Linked DNA regions of Homo sapiens: regions 2 and 3 are each linked to region 1. A link is an interaction called in ENCODE POLR2A ChIA-PET data of the cell type or tissue named here. Cell type or tissue: Panc1. All regions are shown on one strand. Links, peaks and the distances in the headings refer to the core of each region. The heading gives the core; the rest is flanking DNA. Region 1 overlaps LOC105369844 (a long non-coding RNA gene). Region 2 has its middle 110 kb from the start of PHLDA1-AS1. Region 3 overlaps LOC105369844 (a long non-coding RNA gene).

Region 1 (7,256 bases), core at 2,153-4,652:
GAATTTTTGGTTAATGAAGTGGGAGGAAGCTGGAGGAGACTGGGGTTGAGCAGATTTGATGGGAGTTCAGAGTTCTCTGGGTGATGGGGGAGCCATTTAGGTTTTGTTTGTTTGACATTAAAGTGGAAAATGACATGATGAAAGTTGCACTTTCAGGAGATGACACGTATCTGTGAGATTATGTGTGGAAGGATCATGGATGTAGTTCTAGTCTTAATTCTAACATTAGTTAACAATGTGACAGTAAAAGTTACTTTTTTTTTTCCTCACTATCATTCATGATTGTTTATTAAAGCTTAGTAAGTACCAGAAACTAGTCAAGGAGTTGTGAATAGCAAGATGAATGAGAAATTTCCTAGTGGAGGAGCTTGCACTGGGCCTGAAGTCATTAGGAAGAGCACATCTAACTCTAACACCAAGTATTATTATTTACAGTCATGTTTCTGGCACAAGACCGAAGTACTATGGAATTAACAAAATTGGAATGCTTATTTCTGCCTGGGATTATTTTGAGTGGGCTAGGGAGAGGAAGGGTTTATTCAGTCTACTTAAAGTTACCCCAGAATCCCTCTGAGTGTGTTAATATGGCTTGGCTGTGTCCCCACTCAAATCTCATCTTGAATTGTAGCTCCCATAATTCCCATGTGTTGTGGGAGGTACCTGGTGAGACATAATTGAATCATGGTGGCGGTTTCCTCCATACTGTTCTCGTGGTAGTGAATAAGTCTCACAAGATCTGATGATTTTATAAGGGGTTTCCCTTTTCGCTTGGCTCTCATTCTCTCTCTTTGCCAGCCACCATGTAAGATGTCCCATTGCTCTTCCTTTGTCTTTCACCATGATTGTGAGGCCTCCACAGCCATGTGGAACTGGGAGTCAATGAAACCTCTTTTTGTTATAAATTACCCAGTCTCAGGTGTGTCTTTATCAGCAGCGTGAAAACGGACTATTACAGATGTGGTCTATATACGCCTCACCATTCTCTGAATACATTTTTAATTTTCCCCATCTTCTCCACAGTAACTGATAGTTTTTGTTGTTTGCTTTTTAGTTTTCAACTATTACCGGGGGGGACATTATTATATAAGTTATCAACAGATGACACACTGTCATGCATAGGGATGTTAAGCCACTTTGTAGGCAGAGGAAATATTCAGAAGAAGGCCATGGGGCATGGTGAGAAACAGAGCATCTGAAGTAAAAACTACTTTCAGTAAAGCCAACTTCATTTGTTTCTGTGACTCATCAGTTTGTATTTTAAAAGGCCCAAAGCCTTGCCATCAAAGATCTGAAATCATTCATCTCTAGTCCAGAGCCAAGCATAGTAAAGAATGGGTACTCAAGAAAGGCTTACTCTTTGTTCTGGGGGTTGGCAAACCTTGTTTGTTATGGTGGCTGTTGTTGTTTAATTATGACACTAAGACTAATATAACTGAATAGAAAGCAAAAATTAGAAGCGGTAATGGGAGAAAGCCATTAACCTTCAGCTTTTCCTGTCCTGAGAACTGTTAGGTCATTGCCTTTACTTTTCAGTCCTTCAAATTGTTACTCGTTTGTTGCAACAGATTCCTCAGGGCATAATCAAAAGCTGGCAGATGTCTATCACTCTTTGGATAGATGAGAAAGAGCAACCAGGCCAACTGCAGAAGCACATTACTGGCAGAAGGGCTGCTGTAAGCAAAGGCAAAGAGGTGCCTGCAGGTCCCACATTGCCCAGGGGAAGATGGTGTTTTAAAGGAACCGTTCTCACCTGACCTAGTTAGAAGGCTACATATTATCATTCATTATCCAATTCCATTTTCCATTTACCATATTTACTTTTATTTCCCCAGAAACCCTTTTTTTTCTGCCTAAATAGGAGACATGAGAGAGGAAGGCAGCAACCAAGGCAGACAAATCTGACAAAATAGTATCAGGACGAGGGTGAATGGCGACATGCAACAATATTTGAGGTGTTTTGGTGTGGTTTTTAAATTATTATTATTATTTTTCTCTTGAATGTTTTTAGGTGTTTAAGTGCATATAAATGAGACGATTCTATGAAACTCGCAAAAAAATTCTGACCAAAGAGAGTCTATCAGGGCACACTGTCAAAGGTTCTAAGCCAGGGATCCCAATATCTCTCAAAATTGCCCTCAATGGAGTCAATGATAGAAAGGTCTTATAGGGAAAGAGAAAATGCAAAAATGGGGGCAATGGCTCCACACTGAATTGTTGATATTTCTATTTATTGTCTCTGTGCAGTGGAGCAGAGACCACACCAAGAGCCAAAAACCCAAATCTAGACTGGCCTCACATCTCATAGACGAGCTTAGAGTGGAACTGCTCACCTGCAGGAAAGAACACAGCAAGCAGGAACTATGCTGTGGTGTTGTCTTGCTTGGCCATCACATCCCTGCTTTTATAAGTGATTCTGTGGTCTTCTACTTTTTCTTCTCCATTCCTCAAGTAAACCCACTGAAGTAAGCATGATTTGTTTTTCCTTTCTTATCAGTTTTCAAAAGAAAGCACATCTTTAAAACTCTTGAAATGTTTACAAGGATTTCTTGTGCAATGAAGGGAAAATAGAAAATACAGACAAACAAAGATATACATGTATCTTAAAATCACTTATAATCTCACTTCTCAAAAATAACTATTAATACTATAAGTATTTGTAAGGAATTTCTGTCCTGAAGCCTTTCTTTCAAGGAAACAAGAAAAAAAACTTACGTCCTTTCCAACATGAACATACACATGGAGGCATTAATGTATATGTGCTCATCTATAAGCTGCCTTTCTCTCTTAGCAATAAGTTAGTTAATGTTTTTAAGGCTGATTGTAAAATCTCAAAATAAATTTATAAGTGTTAAATTTTAGCTTTTCTCAAAAATTTTTCAAATGATTCTGAGAGTTTCCTGGGACATCTCATATGAACTCTAAAAACAATCTTCTCTGCTATTTTCCTCTGTCTCCTTCATTGCTTTATCCTATTCCTATTAACAGCCCAAGTGTGGCTATATCTTCCTCCCCTTCCCTTTTCCAGCAACAGGATCTTTGCTGCTGGTGGTGGCATCTGATGTCTGGGAAAATGTTCCTGATGCTTAGTGCCCAAGATATAGTGGTCACCCCTTATCTGCAGAGGATACATTCCAAGACCCCCCAGTGGATGCCTGAAACCTTGGATAGGACAGAACCCAACTGCCATCCATTGGAACACATTTGTGTTCATGGCTTCCACCTACAAATTTAATGCCTTTTGCATCTTAACTAAGCACTCATCATACACTGTGATAAATTTTTGCAGTTTGAGGTACATCAGCAAAACTAGTACAAATTTCTTTTTCCTTCTTTACAATTTCCTGGATAGAAGATTTGTTCTTATTGTAGATCTTAGCAACCTCTGCATTTGATTTTGTTTCTTTCCTTAAGTTGAGAACTTTCACCTTTCCACTTAAAGGAAGCGCTTTACAGCTTCTCGTTGGCATATCTGAATTGCTAGCATCACAACTCTTGCACTTTGGGGCCATTATTAGATAAAATAAGGGTTGCTTGAACACGAGCAGTGTGATAGTACAATGGTTGATCTAATAACTGAGATGGCTACTAAGTGACTCATAGGCTGGTGGCATGTATAGCATGAAAACGCTGGAAAAAAAGATGATTCACATCCCAAGCAAGATGGAGAATAGCACACAGTTTAAAATTTATGAGTTGCTTATTTTTGGAATTTTTCCATTTATTATTTTTAGACTGTTTTGACCATGAATAATAGAAAGCACCAAAAGCTAAACTGAAATCAGTGGGGGCTAGTGTATATATATCTGCACTAAGTGCCATGTCCTACTTTTATTAATGTCATTGAAACTAACAGAGTTGTTTTTTCGCTCTTAGTGTACCTGATTTTTTGTCCTTTATTCTTTTTATTGAAGCTTCCCTTTCCCTAGAACTTACGCATTCATCTGCTCATTTGGTCAACAGATAAATGAATGAGGTATTAGGAAAAAAGTAGACAGCAAGACAGACATGGTGCCTGGCCTCTTGGAACTGATAAAATAAAAACTTCAGCTGAATTAAATTGAAAGGGATTTAATTGAGCAATGAACGATTCGCGAATTGGATGGCCTTCCCAGCCAGAGTAGGCTCAGGGACTCCAGCGCAGCCATGTGTGGAAGAAGATTTATGGACAAAAAATGGAAAGTGGCATATAGAGAACAGAATTGAGGTACAGAAATAGCTGGATTGGTTACAGCTTGGCATTTGCCTTATTTGAACACGGTTTGAACAGTTGGCTACGTTTGATTGGCCAAAGCTCAGTGATTGGCACAAGTGCAGGCTACAGTCTGTATACACCTCCACTTGTTATAGTTCATGGCATACAAAGAAACCCTTAGGTTGAACCTAAAATATGTAAGGAGACAGCGTTAGGCTGAACTTAACAGAGCCTATAGTCAAGTAGAAGAAACAACCATTAGCTTGTAAACACACCAACAAATGTGTATTTTACTAGGAAGGAAGACTGCAGATGCTATGTGGAAGAATAATAGAGAAAGCACCGTTTAAGTTGTGGACTCGAGGAGGCTGCTCTCAGGAAGTGAGTCCATGGGTGCTGGGAAAATGATAACCTGAGAATCAAGTACCGTCTTGTCTGAAAATCATTTCCACCCTGGTGCTCTAGCCCATTTTCCTAGAGGTCACCTTATGGACCCAGCCTCTCCTCTTACAATGTGCTTTTTTCCAAGATTCCTTGTCCTTCGATGAAAGAGTTCTGCAAGCCGTCCTCTCAAATCTAATTTCTCAGAATCCTAAAATAAACTCAGTTTACAAACACAGTTCAAATCAATTCATTTTTATACACCTTGATGTACAGCGATGGATAGAAATAGCTTCTCAATAAAGAAAATCTAATTATCCAGTCTAGAAGATACTTATAATCAAAGAAACTGCTTGATGAGATATCTATTAGAGTGTTGGTTTTGTTGTATTTTGTTTTGTTTGAGACAGGATCTCACTCTGTTGCCCAGGCTGGAGTGCAGTGGCACAATCACAGCTCACTGCAGCCTCTACCTCCCGGGCTCAAGCTGTCCTCCCACTTCAGTCTCCCACATAGCTCGGACCACGGGCACGTGCCACCGTACCCAGCTAATTTTTGTGTTTTTGGTAGAGACAGAGTTTCGCCATGTTGCCCAGGCTCTGTTAGAGTGCTTATTACTACTCATTGCTACTGTGTAATACAAGGATCATATGATAGCTTTTGCAACTGTAAAAGAATAATGGATTAGAAAGAAAAATAATTTTTCTTCTCAAACAGATTTCCTTTTGTCCTTTGAATAACAGAGTTTTCACATGAGGGACAGAGGAAGACAGAGAAAGATGGAGGGAGGGAGGGAGAGAAATCACAAAGCCTGCTCCGAGAGAGAGAGAGAGAGAGCACTAAATGGTTATAGCATTTTAAGTACCAAGGTTCTTACCGCTCCTCAGCTTTTTCTGGCTTAATGACCTAATATGAATGAGATAAAGTTATACTCCACTACCTTTGATTTATAGAGTTAGGCAAATGTCTCCTGCTCCATTTTTTTCAGCAATTTCATTTTTGTTTAATGACATTTCTCTCTCCTCTCCTTCTCTATACATAGACTGGGTGACAGGGGCTGATAATGGGTAATGAGTTGTTTCATAATAGAAGTTTATAATGTTAGCCACATAAAGACTTCCCCCATTCACAGGAGCCATTTATGTAAATATGTGAAGAAATTATAGGTCTGCCATGTCTTAGGAGAACAGCACCTCGAAGCCTGGCATTTTAAAACAGCTTTTAGACTCCTGAGCATAACTTCGGTGCAGAAATGAAAAGATATGCATACACAGCTCAGTGAATTGTCAGTGGCATGTCGTGAATTAGAGCATCACTCAAGAGGCTGTTTCTCTGCTCATTACTAAATCTGCAATTTTTTTTTTTTACCATGGCACTTTATGATGTTAAATCATGAAGCTACCTCCAAAAAAAATCTTATAAAACTATTTTTTCCTGTAATCTCAGCTACTGGGGAGGCTGAGACAGGAGAATCTCTTGAATCTAGGAGGCAGAGGTTGCAGTGAGCTGAGATTACGATACTGCACTCCAGCCTGAAACTATTTTTTCCCTCAAACTACTTTGGATATAATTTCCTGTTTCTCGGGAGGCACTTCTTATAGTTTAAGTTACCTAAAATGTCACCTTGTTGTATGATTGCATTGTTCTGCGTTGGTGAATTTTTCATGTGCTTTCCCAGGCTTGATCCTGCAGTTATCAGTGGAGTGAGAAGCCAAAAAAGAGGCGAGGGGCTGGGGTGCAGAAGAGGGTGATGTAAATACCTGTGCCAACCCTGAAGCAGCCCCTTCAATTCTAGATGCTGTCAGCTGGAGATGCTGTCAAAGTTTATATTCCTTCAGCTGGACAAGATGTTGAAGATACACTTGCTTCAAGAACACCCTCATATCCTTGACAGAATAGCACATTCTTTTCCCTGTTACTCTGAACGTATAAGTCCATATTTAAGGCAACAATTATGTGAACTGTCAGTCTTTCATCAACAAGAGAGATGATATTGAGACTCATTGTGATAATATTACTATTCCAGTATATGTAAAATCTTGTGAAAAAGACTACTTACTGCTCAAGCAAAATTTTGCCTTTCACAAAAAATTTCCTCTGATTGTTCAATCAGTTGGTATTGTGAAAACCTGGAACTTCTTTATGAAATGCAGTATTCTGAAATGGACTTAAAATTGACCATTTTGCAGACATAATGGCAAGTGTATTTCATCAGAAATAATAATAGCTATACCGTGTATTGATCGTTTATTCTCTGCCACACAATCATGCCATCTATGTGATCTTTCTTAATCCTTACGATAACCTGTGAGTAAGGAAGCTGTTATTATTCTTGTATCATAGATGGAAAAGCTGAGGTTAGAAAGGTGAAGTAACATGTTCAATTTCATGTGCCTAGAAAGTGGTGGAGCCAGGATGTGACCTCCTTTCTGTCTGATCACAAAGCTGATGCCCTAATCACTAACTTCAACCTCACAGAATTAACATTACATGACAGATTTTGGAAAATGGTTTGGTTGGCTCAAAAGTGAAAGTGTTGCTGAAGTAAGAATATGGTAGAATTTTCTTTCAGAAACTTTCAGAAAGTATTCATACTTGCTATAAACTGAATGCTTGTGTTTCCCCCAAATTTATATGTTGCAACTTAATCCCCAACCTAATGGCATTTGTGGGTGAGGCCTTT
Region 2 (7,256 bases), core at 2,734-5,233, 340 kb before region 1:
ATGTTGGCCAGGCTGGTCTCAAACTCTTGACCTCAGGTGCTCCACCTGCCTCAGCCTCCCAAAGTTCTGGGATTACAGGTGTAAACCACTGTGCCTGGCAGATAAGCCATTTATTAACCTCACACCCCTAGCACCAGCTGTCACCCTGGGCTTGTCGGAGGTCCAGGGGTTAGAAAGGGAATGACAGAGTACACAAGCCCCTACCACCCCATTCCCCAGACACACCCTCTCTGCTGGCAGTGCAGATAATGTGTCCTGATACCCTGGAGGAGAACCACCACCCCAAGGAGAACCCTTTCTGCTCCAACCTCCTGGGGAGGTCCCAGGTTGGGGCAGCAGCTGAATGCAGTGGTTTGTCAGGCCTGGTCACACATGTGGACAGAGGATATGGTTGGGGCACCCTAGGGTATGGGGAGGGTCAGCCTGCAGTTGGGGGTCATGAAGACTGTGTTCCAGGACTCCTCCTCCTGCCCCCAATCCTCTGTGCCCTGGATAGAACTCTCCTAGCTTTGCTGATCTGTGCTCATGTCTTTGGGGAGCTGCCTGGTCTCCAGGAAGAGCCAGAGGTTGTTGCATTTCTCTGACTCCACTATTGTTACCCTGTAGCTGGCCACGGAGCCTGAGACCACAGCCACTAGTAGGCTCCACTACAAAAGGTATGGAAACTTCCTCTGAATGAACATCTGCAAGCCAAAGGCCATGCTGGTGCCGGGGGCTTTGTAGCCACTGTGTTGTCCACTTAGGACAGGCCCAGGTTCACCATGGTTGGCCAGGCTCGGGAGACTTAGCTTTTAATTAAAGTATTTTGGTTAGAGTATATAGTAAGCTGAATGGAGAAATATTAAGAATTTATTTTAATTTTCTACATTTGTATTGTGGATAGTGATTTCTAGAACAGAGATTCTTAGCATGTCATTTTATTTCAGCAACTTCCACTTAACTTCTGTGCCTTACCAGGGAAGTGATTCTAAAGGAAAGAGGGTGGTAGGTACTCCAGAGGTGTATCTGAATCTGATTCTTGGTGGATTAGGTGGTGGAAGTCTCATGTAGTTTGAAAATGCATGTTTTGGAGAATTTACAACATCCTGTTGTAGAGGTGTGTTGCCTCCTAGCTCTGAAAGTCCCTATAGTATTTGTTCCCATCTTGGGGTACTGGCTAAATTAGGATTATCAAGGGTCTAAGAGGGGTCTTAGAAAATGGTCCTCAACCTCCTGGTTAAAGAAAGATCTTATGGAGGCTCTCCGAGTTAGAATGATACTGTGTGTGTGTGTGTGTGTGTGTGTGTGTATTACCACACCAAACTGGGTTCATTTACCCATGCACAATGGAAAGCCAAACACCGAAGCACTGGGTTTTTGCAGTGAGAAAAGTTTATTGTAAGTTGACTGTCAAGGAGACAGAAGGAAATGCTCAAAAATGTCTTCCTTAGCTGGGGGCTGGGTCAGATTTTATAAGCATAGGGTAATGAGGTGTGATCTGATTGGATCTTGCAATGAGGTGAGGCCAGAACTCAATCTGATTGGATCCTGGATCCTGCCATGCAGTGTCTACTTAATACAGCCCGTGTTCCTGCTCCTCTGTTGGAGCACTTAGATTTCCCCATAGTGGCATGCTTGGTTCATCTGGGCATGCTCAGGTTACATGACCTTCAACCTGGGGGTCCATGGTGACTGAAAAGCAACTCACAACTTTGTTACATAAAAGTTGAACAAGATTGGTCTGGTGTGGCTACATGTGTTCTGGGAGGAGTGGGTTAGGAAGGGGAAAAGTTGGAAGAAAGAGTACCCCAAAGTAGCTCAGACTCCAGTAGCTGAAGGGATTTTTTCTTCTCCTGATGTGAGCCTCTGTAGTGTACCAGTTGTTCCCCAGACTTTCAGAAGCAGCTTGGGTCATATTTCTTTTCTCTCTGGTTCCTTAAAGATTAAAAGCCAATGTTAGAATGGGAGAAACAGATTAGTCAAACATCCTAAAGATTAAATGTCAATTTTGTATTTTGGCGATCATTGTTATATGTGAGTTTCATCCATTGAAAAATAAACACAACCACATATCCCTTTAGGTTCATCAGTTGTAACAAATGTACCACCCCAATGCAAGATGTTGGGGAGGCTGAGCACATGTGGGAGGCAGGGTCCATGGAAAATCTCTACTTTCCATTTAATTTTGCCATTAACCTAAAACTGCTAAATAATAGTCAACTTTTGAAAAGCACACCTTCTTCTAGTTGCCTTTCAGCACTTAGTGTCTTATAACTTCTTTGGTATTTATGGCAAAAAAATAAATTGAGGCTTCTGTGCTGGAAGTGAAACTGGCGCAATTGTCTCATAGAACTGATGTTTATGGTTTATTTTGGATAAACATAGAAATTGACCTTTCCAGTCTTAAAACTTGAGAAAGTGACGTTTGTCTTATCTGAGTTCCTTTCTCAGGAAACCAACCAGCAAGCTCCCCAGATAGTATTATGGAACTGAAACTCACCAGTTCACTGCCTCTGGACAGTGAGACACCAGATCCCTCCCTGGACATGATTGCCTAACTGACCACCAGCTTCCTGTTGACCAATCCTTTTCTTTACTCCTCCCTAATTCCTATTTTTCCACACAGTTACATTTCTCCCTTGCTGTGCAAACCCCTACTTTTAGTTGGTTGAGGAGATAGATTTGAGACCAACGTCCCATCACCTCAGATGCAGGACTTGAATAAGCTTTCTTCCCTGGCAATACTCCTTGTCTCAGTGATTGGCTTTCTGTGCAGAGAGCAATGGGACCTAGACCAAACCCCTAGTGTTTTGGTAACAGAAGAAATATGCTGACATATTCCTTTTTTCTTTCTTCTCTGCTCTCTCTGCCATCTCCCACTTCTTTATACAGCTGCTGGCTTTTAAACCTGTTGCCCCCTCTCTGATGTTCACTTAGGCTCAAGACAGTGCCTGGTATGTAGCAGATGTCCAATAAGTTTTATTGACTGACTGGAAAAAAGCAGGAATAAATAACCCTGATTTGAAGGTTGTAAGCTTTGGTGTAACATGAACCTCTGTTTCAAATTCAAGGGGCATTTGTTACATCTTAGGGGACTCCAACAATTTGAGGATTTCTAGCCCTATACATTTTTGTTAAGGGATAAAATGAGTCCTAGTTTTAGAATAGGTTGTTATAAATGGAAAATGGTTTTAGAGATCATCTAATCAAGTCCCAGCATTTTTCAGATGAGATTTTGTATGTGTGTGCTCTTGTGGGATTGAGAAAACAGGGATCAAGAGAGGTTTACAGATGTGTTCAAAGTGTGTTCAAAGTCACAAAGCTAGTCATGGGCAAAGCTGGTGTTTTGAAGTCCAGCTCTCCTGACTCTTAGTAGCACATTCATGACGTGACGATTCTCAGAGAAAAACTAAACTAGGAAGATGTTCTGGGAGGTGAGAAATGCCACATTGATGATTTGGATTCTATGGTGACATGAATATAACTTGTATATTTTCCTTATCATCAAGCTGATTTCTACTACTGAGAATGTTCCTGTTTCTGAGGAGGGTTCTGTGGCTTCCAGCTCTGTGACTTCTGAGAAGGGCTCTGTGGCTTTGACCCTGAACAGAAGTTTTTAATGAACTTGTTATATATATAAAGTCACTTAAGTTTTTGATGTCAGGAAATTCTAACTGGGAGCTTATATAAATTTGGATTCCTACTGGGAGATGAAAATTCAGTAAAGTGGGCCCTGCTGATAACCTACAAAACATTAAGTTATATTTCAAAGATCAAAATGGGGTATGAGTAGAAACACTTATCTTAGACTCATCTCAAGTTAAGCACTTTCATCATGATTGGCTTGAAAACATTGCCTGCCTAGAGGTGAAATAGAGTCTGCTCACGTGTATGCCTGCAACAGAAACAGAGAAGGCAATCAGTTGAAATGATGTCTTCAAGAGCATCAAGATGTCATTCATAGAAGGCTTGGAGGCCTTTGGAATTAAATGGAGAGAGGTTGAATTCACTTTAGGTTTAATTGTCTAGAAAATATTTGTAGTCTTTGCCTACCATCCTTGCCAAATTACTGTGATCCTGGCTGCTTACTGGTCTGCCTATCCCAGCCCAAACACATTAGAGTCATTTGGGAAAAGAAATGATTAACTCTCATGTTAGCTATGGGGACCTGTGGATGTTTGGATTGATTCAAAGAAGAGGAAGAAACTAAGCCAATGGGGTGGGTGGCTGATGAAAGTTATTTAAAGAGTAGGAAATTCACAGGTCCTATTTTAGACAAAATCTGATTGTTTGGTCATCTTCATACCTTTCACTGATTACTCCTTATCACTTCTAGAAAGACACTAAAATGACATTTTACACTTTAGTATAAATTACATTAGTTTTACTATTTTTTAATATATTTTTCTTTTTTTCTTTTAATCCCCAATGTGATAGTAAAAGTATATTATCTTTATCTTTTTTGCATTAAAAAAAGCAGCTAGGACTTCAAACATTTTTGGCCCCATGTGCACTTAAAAGAAGAAAAAATTTTCTGAGTTAAACTAAATGGAGACCTGATTAGATTCTAGCTTTAGTACTTTTTCTGCCTTCCTTCCTTTTTTTTCTTTTTGTCTTTTCCTCATCCTCATTCTCTTCCTCCTTCTCCTTTTCCTTCTTCTCTCACTTTCTCTCTCCCTCTCCACCCTCTCTCCCTTCTCTCCTGTCAGGAGAGGAAATGGAAGAATGGTGGAGCTGGGAAATGTGGTTTATGAATGTTTTATCCCTGCAAGGATGTAAGATATATTACAATTTACCAATAATAAAATTCAGATCCTTGAATATAAACCACTTTCCTTATTGACTCTGCTTTTTATCTGCATCATTTTAAAGCTGGGTAAACAAGGCATGGCCAGAGAAATTCGCAGTGCTCCAGCCTGCTTTTCCACTGTAGGAATCTCTTCCCTCTCCTGTGAAAAGGCCACGGAGGAGAGCTCAGGCCTTTCTCCATCGCACTGTGTAAGAGCTTGGCAATTGGACTCCCGGACATCCCTCTCCTGGATGCAAGAACAGAGAGGCAGCCTCAGCCCCGGCCGTTTGTTCAGCCCCCCAACTGTGTGTACAAGGTCTGTCCGAGGTGGTGCATATGCAGGCAGCATGAAGTCCAGCTACTTCTCTCTCCAGCCTCCCCCATCATTGGCCTGCCACAGCGCCTGGGAAGAACTGAGAAAAGACTGTTAGACCTTGTTTATTGAACAACGTGTTATGAGATAACTTTTAGGATGTTTTGGGGCCATTTCCTCAATCTCTGTAAAAGTTTTTATTTGTTATTTTCCTTCTGGTACTTCCATCTGGTACTATTTACTTTTTATCCTCCCACCTGTTATCATTTCTCTCACCCCTAAAACATAACAAGACATTTCTGATAATGTGTGATGTTTATCCTTTTAGTGAGAGGCATTAGATAGTAGATAAATAAGACGGGGAGTTTTAAAGTAGTTTTTCCTCAGTATAATTTAAAGCAGGATTTTTTTTTTTTAAATTTATTTTTAGCTGCTGTCTTGCTCTGTCACCCAGGCTGGAGTTCAATGGCACGATCTCTGGTCACTGCAACCTCTGCCTCCTGGGTTCAAGTGATTCTCCTGCCTCAGCCACCTGAGTAGCTGGGATTACATAAAGCAGGATTTAAAAAACTGTGAACCTCAATTCATTAGTGGGATATAAACTCAATACAGTGAGCTTCAACTTGCAGCAGCATTTTTTTTTTTCTTTTTGAGATGGATTCTCACTCTGTTGCCCTGGATGGAGTGCAGTGGTGCAATCTTGGCTCACTGCAACCTCTGCCTCCTGAGTTCAAGCGATTCTCCTGCCTCAGCCTCCTGAGTAGCTAGGATTACAAGCACCTGCCGCTGTGCCTAGCTAATTTTATTTTTGTATTTTTAGTAGAGACTGGGTTTCACCATGTTGGCCAGGCTGGTCTTGAACTCCTGACCTTGTGATTCGCTTGCCTTGACCTCCCAAAGTGCTGGGATTACAGGCGTGAGCCACCAAGCCTGGCCAGCATTTTTTCTTTTTTTTTTTAAGGAAAAAAATTGTATAGAGCATAGCAAAAGTCAGCACGGTTTCATGAAACTTGCTTCAGTTACACAGCCACGTGGGATTGTAGACTTGAGTGTGATGTGAAATGCATTTCTTTCTTGTCTTTGAAACAGAGTCTCGCTTCGTCACCCAGGCTGGAGTGCAGTGGCGCCAACATGGCTCACTGCAGCCTCAACCTCCCCAGCTCAAGCAGTCCTCCCACATCAGCCTCCTGAGTAGCTGGGACTACAGGAATGCACCAACATGCCCGGCTAGTAAAATGCATTTCTTACAGAGGGTCCAAAGAATCTGAAGCCATTGTTTTAAGGCATTCATGCTTTCTGGGCTGAATTTGAAGTAGCATATACTCTCTTTGTAAGATCTTAAATCACTCAGTTTACCACTGAGCTTACATTTCCAGAGAAACCACTTCACCTGACTGGTAGGGAATCCATAGGGCCTATTTTGGGTAGGCTGGAAGTAAAAACTTACTAGATAAAAGAGCTGAAATAAGAAATTTAAATAACTATTTGTACCAACTGTACCATCTGCTTGCCACTGCTCCAAACTTTTACCCACTTGCTTTTGGTAAAGAGGTCACCTGCGTATTTAAAATATCCTTTTGTAATGTATTGGGAAGGTGCGAGAACATATGAAAATGGTTGTCAATGGAGATGGAAGGGGCTTTATTCTCACTTAAGAGAGCCCTGGGAGGAATAAGGTTTTATCTGGATCAGGTATCCAATTGCATTGGATAAACGTGGCCTGAGGCAGGATAAAATTTAAAAACACAATAATAAGCCTCCTGGTGACATCTCTGTTCCTTTTATAGTCCCTCAGCTGGCTTGTTTGCAGGGTGCAGGATGGGTGACCACCTGACGTGCTTATGTGGTCAGTAAGTTATCTGAATAGGGTCTCTCTAGACCCCCTAGAATTTGTGGAGCTGGGTTGTATCATAGGAAATGCAAGCTGTGCTGGTGTTCACAGCTAGAGAGGAGAATGGTTGGATGTGCACCTGGCTCTGCAGGAAGCCCATCTCAGGTTATTGCTGAGGATAAGAAGCTGGCACTGGAATGGTTGGAAAGGCTGTAAGAGCTCCACATGCCACCTGGCCCTTTTTGGGTATGTGGTGCCCAGACCTGAGCTGCTATTTAGTCTGACAAAGATAGAGGGATTTTTTTTCTTCCCCCTGTGGGCAACCTGCCCTGTATTGTACAGAG
Region 3 (7,256 bases), core at 2,539-5,038, 110 kb before region 1:
GTGAATCCACATGTGCATGTACATATGTGTGTGTATAAAACCCATTGGAGTTCAATGGTAATACACTAGATGATGCAGAAAAATAAGTAGGGACTTGGAGTGTGAATTAAGTCTACAGAAGACAGGACTTGAGAATAGAATAAAATGAAGACTGAAGCACATAGATTGTATGTGAATTACACTTTATTGCATTTACCTTAAAAGAGATGGAGATAGCGTTCAACAAAAATGACAAGGTAGCATTAATTAGCAGATGCTCCATGACAACAGCTTATCAAGTTTCCTCTGGTTCCCTCAAAGAAGGCATGCTTGATCTTTGGCTAATGTCCTCAGCCTCATGAGGACCTGCAATGCTGTAGGAAGTACCAATCATGATCTTGAACTTTTTGGACCTCAATCATGCCACCCTAAAATTTCAGAATAATTACTGAAATGATTGCAAAAACTTGCTTGGCAAACCTTGTCACCTAAATCTAACATTCAAATTTTGCTTTCAGTTTCTTACTCCATCACTGGTGCCACGTTGTGTCATTAGCCTCAAGTTATATAGTTGTAAATAGGCAATAAGCACATTCTTACTACACTATTTTTAATCTGTATGGCGAAAGGTCTGAAAGCATGGTAAACATGGCTATACCACACTTCAGAGGCTAAGCCCCACCTTGGACCGAAGTCTTCCACTCATTCTCCTCGTATTCTAGTCAGCATAGCTCAAAGTTCAGAAATGTACTGCTGAGGATGTTGTGTTCTATGGATTATCTAGTAGGAGAGGGAGATGTATTCCAACACTCCTGTCTGGGAAAGAAATGGAGTTTCCTGAGAATGATGAGGAATTATATATGTGGAGGAACAGAGGAATGACAGAATTGGCGCTGTATTCAAAGTTTCATAGACCCATATTCCTTTTCCTAAATGTATTCACTGGGCCCTCTATTTTGTTAGGCTAACTTCTGCAGTGTTAGATCTGCAATCTCCTGTGCTTCCTTCTCCTTTCTCCTTGCTCATAATTTGTCTTTGTTCCCTCTCCTTCATTCAATTCCAAACACACATCAATAAGGAAGGCTTTGTAAAGCAGGAGTCACTGAGGTTAGTGCAGATCGTTGACTACGTTATTGCGTGTTCAGCTACGTAAAAACATGCTTGGATAGCTTGGGTGGGGGTGGGGGGCGGTGTGGTGTTCCAACAGAGCTTTAATTTCATAAAGGGTCAAGGAACCACTGCTGAAAAGTAGTTATCCTAACAGAGGAGATTGTCGGGGATCTGAAGTCTGGCCAAAGAACATGGGACTGTGTCAAGTGTAGAGGCCATCTTTAGTTCAGCAGAAGTTTTGTCACTTAGCCATCCTTTAGCCTTTGGCCACACATAATGTATATGAAACACTGGCAAATATTTTTTTGCAGGACTCCTGTCTATAAAAGCAATTCTTTAAAAAATGTATTGGAAAATGTATGGGCTCATGTGAGGCGTAGTGATTTATCTTGATTGGTGAAGATCTAGAGAAGCACTTAGGTGTTTGCATATTGTCCAGTCACTGCACAAGAAGATTCCTTGCAGTGTTAAGGCATTGTCTCTTCCTGTTCAAATCCAGGAACTCTCTCTTTATAGTCTTTGTAGTCCACTTCTTGTCAATTTTATATCTCCCACTGTGAGAAAAATGTAGCAGTGCTGTGATGACTCACTCGGCCATGACTCTTCAGGACTCAATTGTATAGAAACAGTATAGATCTTGTTTCTGCAATTCTCTAATACAACTTATTTGATATTGATTACCTCATTACTCATGACAGTGTATCATCTTTCTTGCTGCCCTTGAAGAGTGGTGTCCAGTGAATCTTTCAAAGAATGATACTGAGCTTCATTGTTGATGAACAAAAATGCAAATCTCACCCAGAGCATGCAGGAACATGTGAGCAATAATTCATTTACTCATCATGTTAAATTTATCATTCAGAAAACAGATCTTCACACCATGTCTTCTCTTGACCTTTGTAGGCTATAATCACTACACTCCTAGAATGTGATCTCTTTCAATATTGACTGCATCCATGCCTTCCACACACTTGCACCAGTTGGGAGGATGGAGATGTCATCTGGGCAGAGGGAGAAGAGCAGTACCATTCAGAGGTCTGTCCCTCTTAAGATATATTCTCTCTGTCAACCTAGGTGAGTATTTTAAGTCTCCAACATGATATCACTAAATGCAGAGTTAGGAAGAAATACATGCAATCTTGCAAGTTAGTATAAGCAGATTCAGTACACCACTGACTATTTGTGTTACCTAAAAATTACCTGAAAAATGCCGTGGCCTGCCCAAGTTTTTATCCAGGGGACAGAGGAAGGACAATCCCCCAAATATTGAATAAATATAAAGACAGCAGAACAAAACAGAACGGCTTTCTAATTTCTTACAGACCATAGTTGTTCAACATAATACTTACACATTTGAAAAAAGAAGATTGTTTTATTGGAGTGCCTTAAGATGTTTTCAACATATGGATTTTACAGCAGGGCAGTTCAAGAGGCATGAGGAATGTTTCTTTTCTCTATTTGTTGGAGCACTGGAGTGTGAGCTGAAGCAGCCTAATCCTGACTTGCAGAAATGGAGAGGACATGACTTACCGGAATTGTTCATGGAATTGGTTTGGCTAATTCTCATTGATTCTGCCATTTCTCCAGAAGCCATTACTACAGCTGTTGAAACAGGGGTAGAGAAAAATGACAGGTGCTAAGTGGTATCTAGGAGGTTAATAATGAGCATATTTAAAATAATCTCTAGGACTTCTGGAATTTTCTAGGAGGAATCTTAAGAAATGCTCTAGATTTTGTAACAGCTAATAAAGGAGATATTATAATGCTGATGGTGACAGTGGTGACCCTGATCTACCCTGGAAAACTTGGCTTTTATTGTTTATTCTGTCGTATCTCATCGTTAATTCCTATTTTTTATTCTTTACTTTAAAAATTGTTTTTATTTTAGCTACACAATTAGTTACACTTTTTTTATTCTTGGGACCTATAACATTCAATGAACGTCTTAGAAAGGTGATGGTAATGTCTAGACCAAACAAAAGAAGAATAGGAAACTGTTCAGGTAAGTAAAAAAGATAGTCTGTCCTCTTTTAGAGTTTTTGTGCTCAGAGGTGAAGTTTTCCCCTCACATACCTAATAAAAACTATAATTTGCATTATAAACTCCCTGCTACTTAGGTTCCTAAGGGGTGGACCATCTTGACCTTTTAATTATTAATGCTTTTCCTCAAATTACAATTATTTGAGGAATAATTACAATCCCTGTCCTGCTAACTGGCAATTTTCTAATAGAGTTTTCATTTCTCCATATTTCATTAATTGCAACTTGTGTATCATATAATGATAGAATCTTCAGAACAGCACCTTGTTAACTGGAAAGGTTATGAAATGCTAATGAGCTCTTTTAAATGGCTAACTCCCTGTAAGACTCTCCAGATTCTTTCTTTTCTTTAATGTTTCTTATATTTTTAGACATTCTTCCTTGTAAAGTATTCTTCAAGATTATTTTAAATATTCTTGAAAAGAAATTAACATATTTGATGGCCTTCTGTATGTTGAACCTGCTCACATAATTACTGTGTTTATTTCTTTCAACAAGCCCTGTGAGTAAGGCATTCCTGCTCCTCTGCAGTAAAGGGAAACAAGGATAAAAAAACAATGTTATTGGCTCAAGGTCAATGGTGGAGCAACGATTTAAGTTCAAATTTTCCATCTTCAAATCTTGTGTTCTTTCTTTTGTAGAACTCAAAGGGCTGTGTGAAAAGTTTACTGTGGAAAAAGAAATTGAAAAAACTGCCACTAAGTAGCAATGGAAGGACTTTTCCCGCTAAGGTGCCATTATTATCTGTCTTCATCATTATTGTCTTATTTCACTTCTCTTCATTACTCTACTTACTTCTTGCCTTTATTCCTTTAATCAGACCGAACATTGTTTATTTTCTTCTTTTTCTAATTTGTCAACTAATATGCTGAAATTATGTAAGAATCATTCAATTATACACATAAAATGATCTATAATGGTCCAATTTACCAGTTCCCTTTCTATCTTCACTGGGTTTTACACAATTTGAATTTAAGCATAATGGAAACACCACTTGTGAATGGCTTTTGTGTCATGTTTAATTTTTCCAAAGAATTGCTCAAGATGCCCCTTCTACTGTTCAGCAGAGTATTCTGTAGCTTTTTATTAAAACTCCATTGCACTCCTTCCCCAAATTGTCCACGGATTCTGAGGTTTGCTGAATTCTGAGAGGTTAGACCCGTTTACAAATGGAAGGTGAAATGAGAACTGAAGTCTAATCTGGCTACTAGTGGCCATTGCATCTGCCTCTGTCCCAGTATTGTTGTTTTAGGCTGTTTCCACAAATCAGATGGCACTACTTCTCCAGATTCTGAATGTTCTACATCTGGGCACAAGATTACCGTTCTTTCATTGTACCATCTCAGGCTCAGTCATTGTTACTTAAGCAGGCCACCATGTTGCGGGACTGGTGGGGATGAGCTTGCAGGCTCAGTTGTCAGTGTGAGAACTTTCCCTTTCCTATGACCTTCCAGATGAGGAACTGCTCAGATCACCAGCTGCTTCAGGTTACCAGCCCACACCTGTCTGTCTCACCTCTGACAACCTTGGTAAGTTTTTCTGCCACTGGGACTGATTATTAGAGTTTCTATAAATAGGCATGGTACAACATCTCAGAATATTGACAATAACAATTATTTTTCAAGATTTTTATTAAAGGTGCTAATTATTTCACATTACTTGTTATAATTTTAGGAAGTAGTTATTAAAATTATGTTTTTAATTTCCCGGTCATCTGTCATCAAGCAAGTAGTTATAATTTAAAGGCATGAAAGTTTCTTCTAGCTTAGGTGTCATACCTTGGTCATACCTTTTAGCATATTTAGGTTTATGATCTTCATCTGTGAAATGAAGGAATTGGATTAAAATAGCACAATCTAGTTTAGGTTCGTTTTCTGGCATATATCCCTTCTACAGTAAAAATCATCTCATCATCTTATGTGTTGCATAATAAATAATTTAAAATTTATGAAAAGGCCAAGATGTTATTACAGATCATATTCTTAGTAGTATTACCGACAGTCCCATTTCCTTAGGATAGGCCTGGATTTTATATATTCTCCTGGGATGATGATTATTAGTAGCCCTTTCCATTCTCAAAACTGTTCTAGTTTGGATGATAAATTACATGGTTGTCTTAATTGATTGTTTAAATATAATCTTAATAATTATTATATAAAATACATTTTAACGTTTTCCCACTTAACAAGTAACATTTGCTATCAATTTTTTAAAATTTTATTTAAAATTTTTTTTTAGTTTTAAAAAATTGAAAGATCTGAAATGTAAAATGATTTCTATAATATTTAGTTGGGGACCAAATATATATTAAAATATAGATATAAATGTAACTACTTGTGGCGACATCAACAAAACTGCTTATTTTATGTTTGGATTTCTTGGATTTTACTTTTAAAAACACAAGTGTTTTATTGAAATAATTTTTATATTTTTGTTCCTAAAATATGGGTTCAGAGAAAAGATTTCAGTTGTCATTTTCCTAGCCTATGCTCAAATAAAACATTTTGTTATGGATAATATTTAATCCCATTAGACAAAAAACCCAAATTCCATATTATTGGCAAAATAGTTTCCCTTTCAACATTCTAAAAGTAGAACTAGAGAGAGCGTGATGTGCTATATAAATATTTTGATTAGTTCAATGCAACTGGTAGGTTTGGTTAAAGAAACTCTTAAGGGAATTTATAGAATTATCTCTTTTATGTTTCGTATAAATTTGTATTTCAACATCAGTGTTCTTTTGCTTCCTGTCTTTAACCAATGATCCACCACAGATATAAATTAAACAATGAATAAGAACAAAAACAATTTAAAACTGCGTAATGGTCCAAACCACCATGGATGGTGTTCTGACGATGATACACGGGGTGAGGTCTGACTCATGAGCCGCTGTCCGTGATGACTTGACATTCTCAAAAGGAAATCCCGAATGTTCTCACTGCATGCTGCTGCAGGCCCTCATGGCAGGGCATCCACACCACTGGCTCAGGTGCTGGTTGCTCCAGAATCTCTCTTCAGCTGGCCTTTTTCTACTGAACTGTCTGTGAGAACATCACTGCAGGCACGGTTTTCTCCAACCATAATTGCTGCTGCCAAAGCCACCTCGGACTTGGGAAAGGGTAAACAACTCCACTAGACATGTGCACTCCAGCAGTTGGGCGTCTCCTTTTTCTTTAATTTCTCTTAGTAAAGGAGAGGCCAGGAACTACATTTAATCATTTTCAGATTTTTAGGATTTGGAGCATTTTAAAACATATTGTTTGAGGATAATAGAAGGGAAGTGCAACTTATACAAAACATCTGAAAATTGCCGCCTCTGTTCCAAATCCTTTGGGGGTTCCTCATCAGGCAGGTGCTTGCTTTATTCTTGATTATAGGGGCAACTCACCCCATGCCCAGTCACTAGCACTGGCTGTTACAGTATTGAGGCTTCATTGCTCATTAAGATGAGTCCCTCACCTAGAAAAGGGAGAGGTTCTCTTTGTCTTCGGTAACTGACATATATTTCCCAAGCCCTCCTTTCTTGTCTCAGGATTTACTTCCTTGTGGGATAATTGATAATAGGAACATCAATTTTATTTTAGGGAAACTTTACTTCCACCCATTGCAGTATATAAAGATCCTGTGGCTGTACTATGTTCATTGGTTTCCCATTGTCAGAGTAGTGTGGTTTTAAACACCACTTTTGAGATGCTAAAAATTCAGTCCCAATGGGACTTGTTCAAATTCAGTTCAGTTTCTGGTCATCAAAAAATCAATCTGTTTTAAGATCTAGTCTTACCCATGAAAACTTTAATAATGGTAGATATCTAAAACATGAGTTAATTACCCCCAAAATGTTTCAGTTTTTTCATTGTTATATTGCCAAAAACCATTCTGGCTATATATATTTTTAAAAGAAGCCATTTGCATGTCCTTTAGTGGTAGAATAGAAATTTGGTTAAAATTGGATGACATTTACTTTAATTATCTTCAAAGTATGATGAATTTTTCATGTGTGGAATGTGTGGTCTGATAATTTTTTAGGAAACAACACTCCACTAGAGAGCGTAGAATCTTAGAATTCATCTACTTCATTCTCCTCCTGGTACTCTACTTTCTTCTACAACGTCCCAGCCGAGCTGAGG

Evidence for each region. Peaks named below come from ENCODE experiments on the same cell type or tissue, not always from the same donor. Only the 100,000 strongest peaks of a DNase experiment are listed, where the experiment ranks them.
Region 2: POLR2A ChIA-PET joins it to region 1 with 13 read pairs; 1 of 35 experiments calls an interaction of 5 or more read pairs at or near these places.
Region 3: POLR2A ChIA-PET joins it to region 1 with 7 read pairs; 1 of 35 experiments calls an interaction of 5 or more read pairs at or near these places.

The regions. Positions count from the first base shown.
Region 1 is chr12:75,581,887-75,589,142 of GRCh38, reverse strand. All of the region lies in intron 9 of LOC105369844 (a long non-coding RNA gene), which reads left to right. Among named protein-coding and RNA genes, the nearest start is that of KRR1, 74 kb to the right of the region's middle. In Panc1, for the core only: no CTCF peak of the experiment used is centred there; a DNase peak (open chromatin) is centred at 3,572; H3K27ac peaks cover 1,288 bases.
Region 2 is chr12:75,919,720-75,926,975 of GRCh38, reverse strand. No RefSeq gene overlaps it. Among named protein-coding and RNA genes, the nearest start is that of PHLDA1-AS1, 110 kb to the left of the region's middle. In Panc1, for the core only: no CTCF peak of the experiment used is centred there; no DNase peak of the experiment used is centred there; H3K27ac peaks cover 2,500 bases.
Region 3 is chr12:75,689,507-75,696,762 of GRCh38, reverse strand. LOC105369844 (a long non-coding RNA gene) reads left to right here. Exons shown (of 16, transcript XR_007063375.1): 2 at 1,788-1,906; 3 at 1,993-2,163; 4 at 2,412-3,091; 5 at 3,771-3,860; 6 at 4,584-4,658. Among named protein-coding and RNA genes, the nearest start is that of KRR1, 180 kb to the right of the region's middle. In Panc1, for the core only: no CTCF peak of the experiment used is centred there; no DNase peak of the experiment used is centred there; H3K27ac peaks cover 2,383 bases.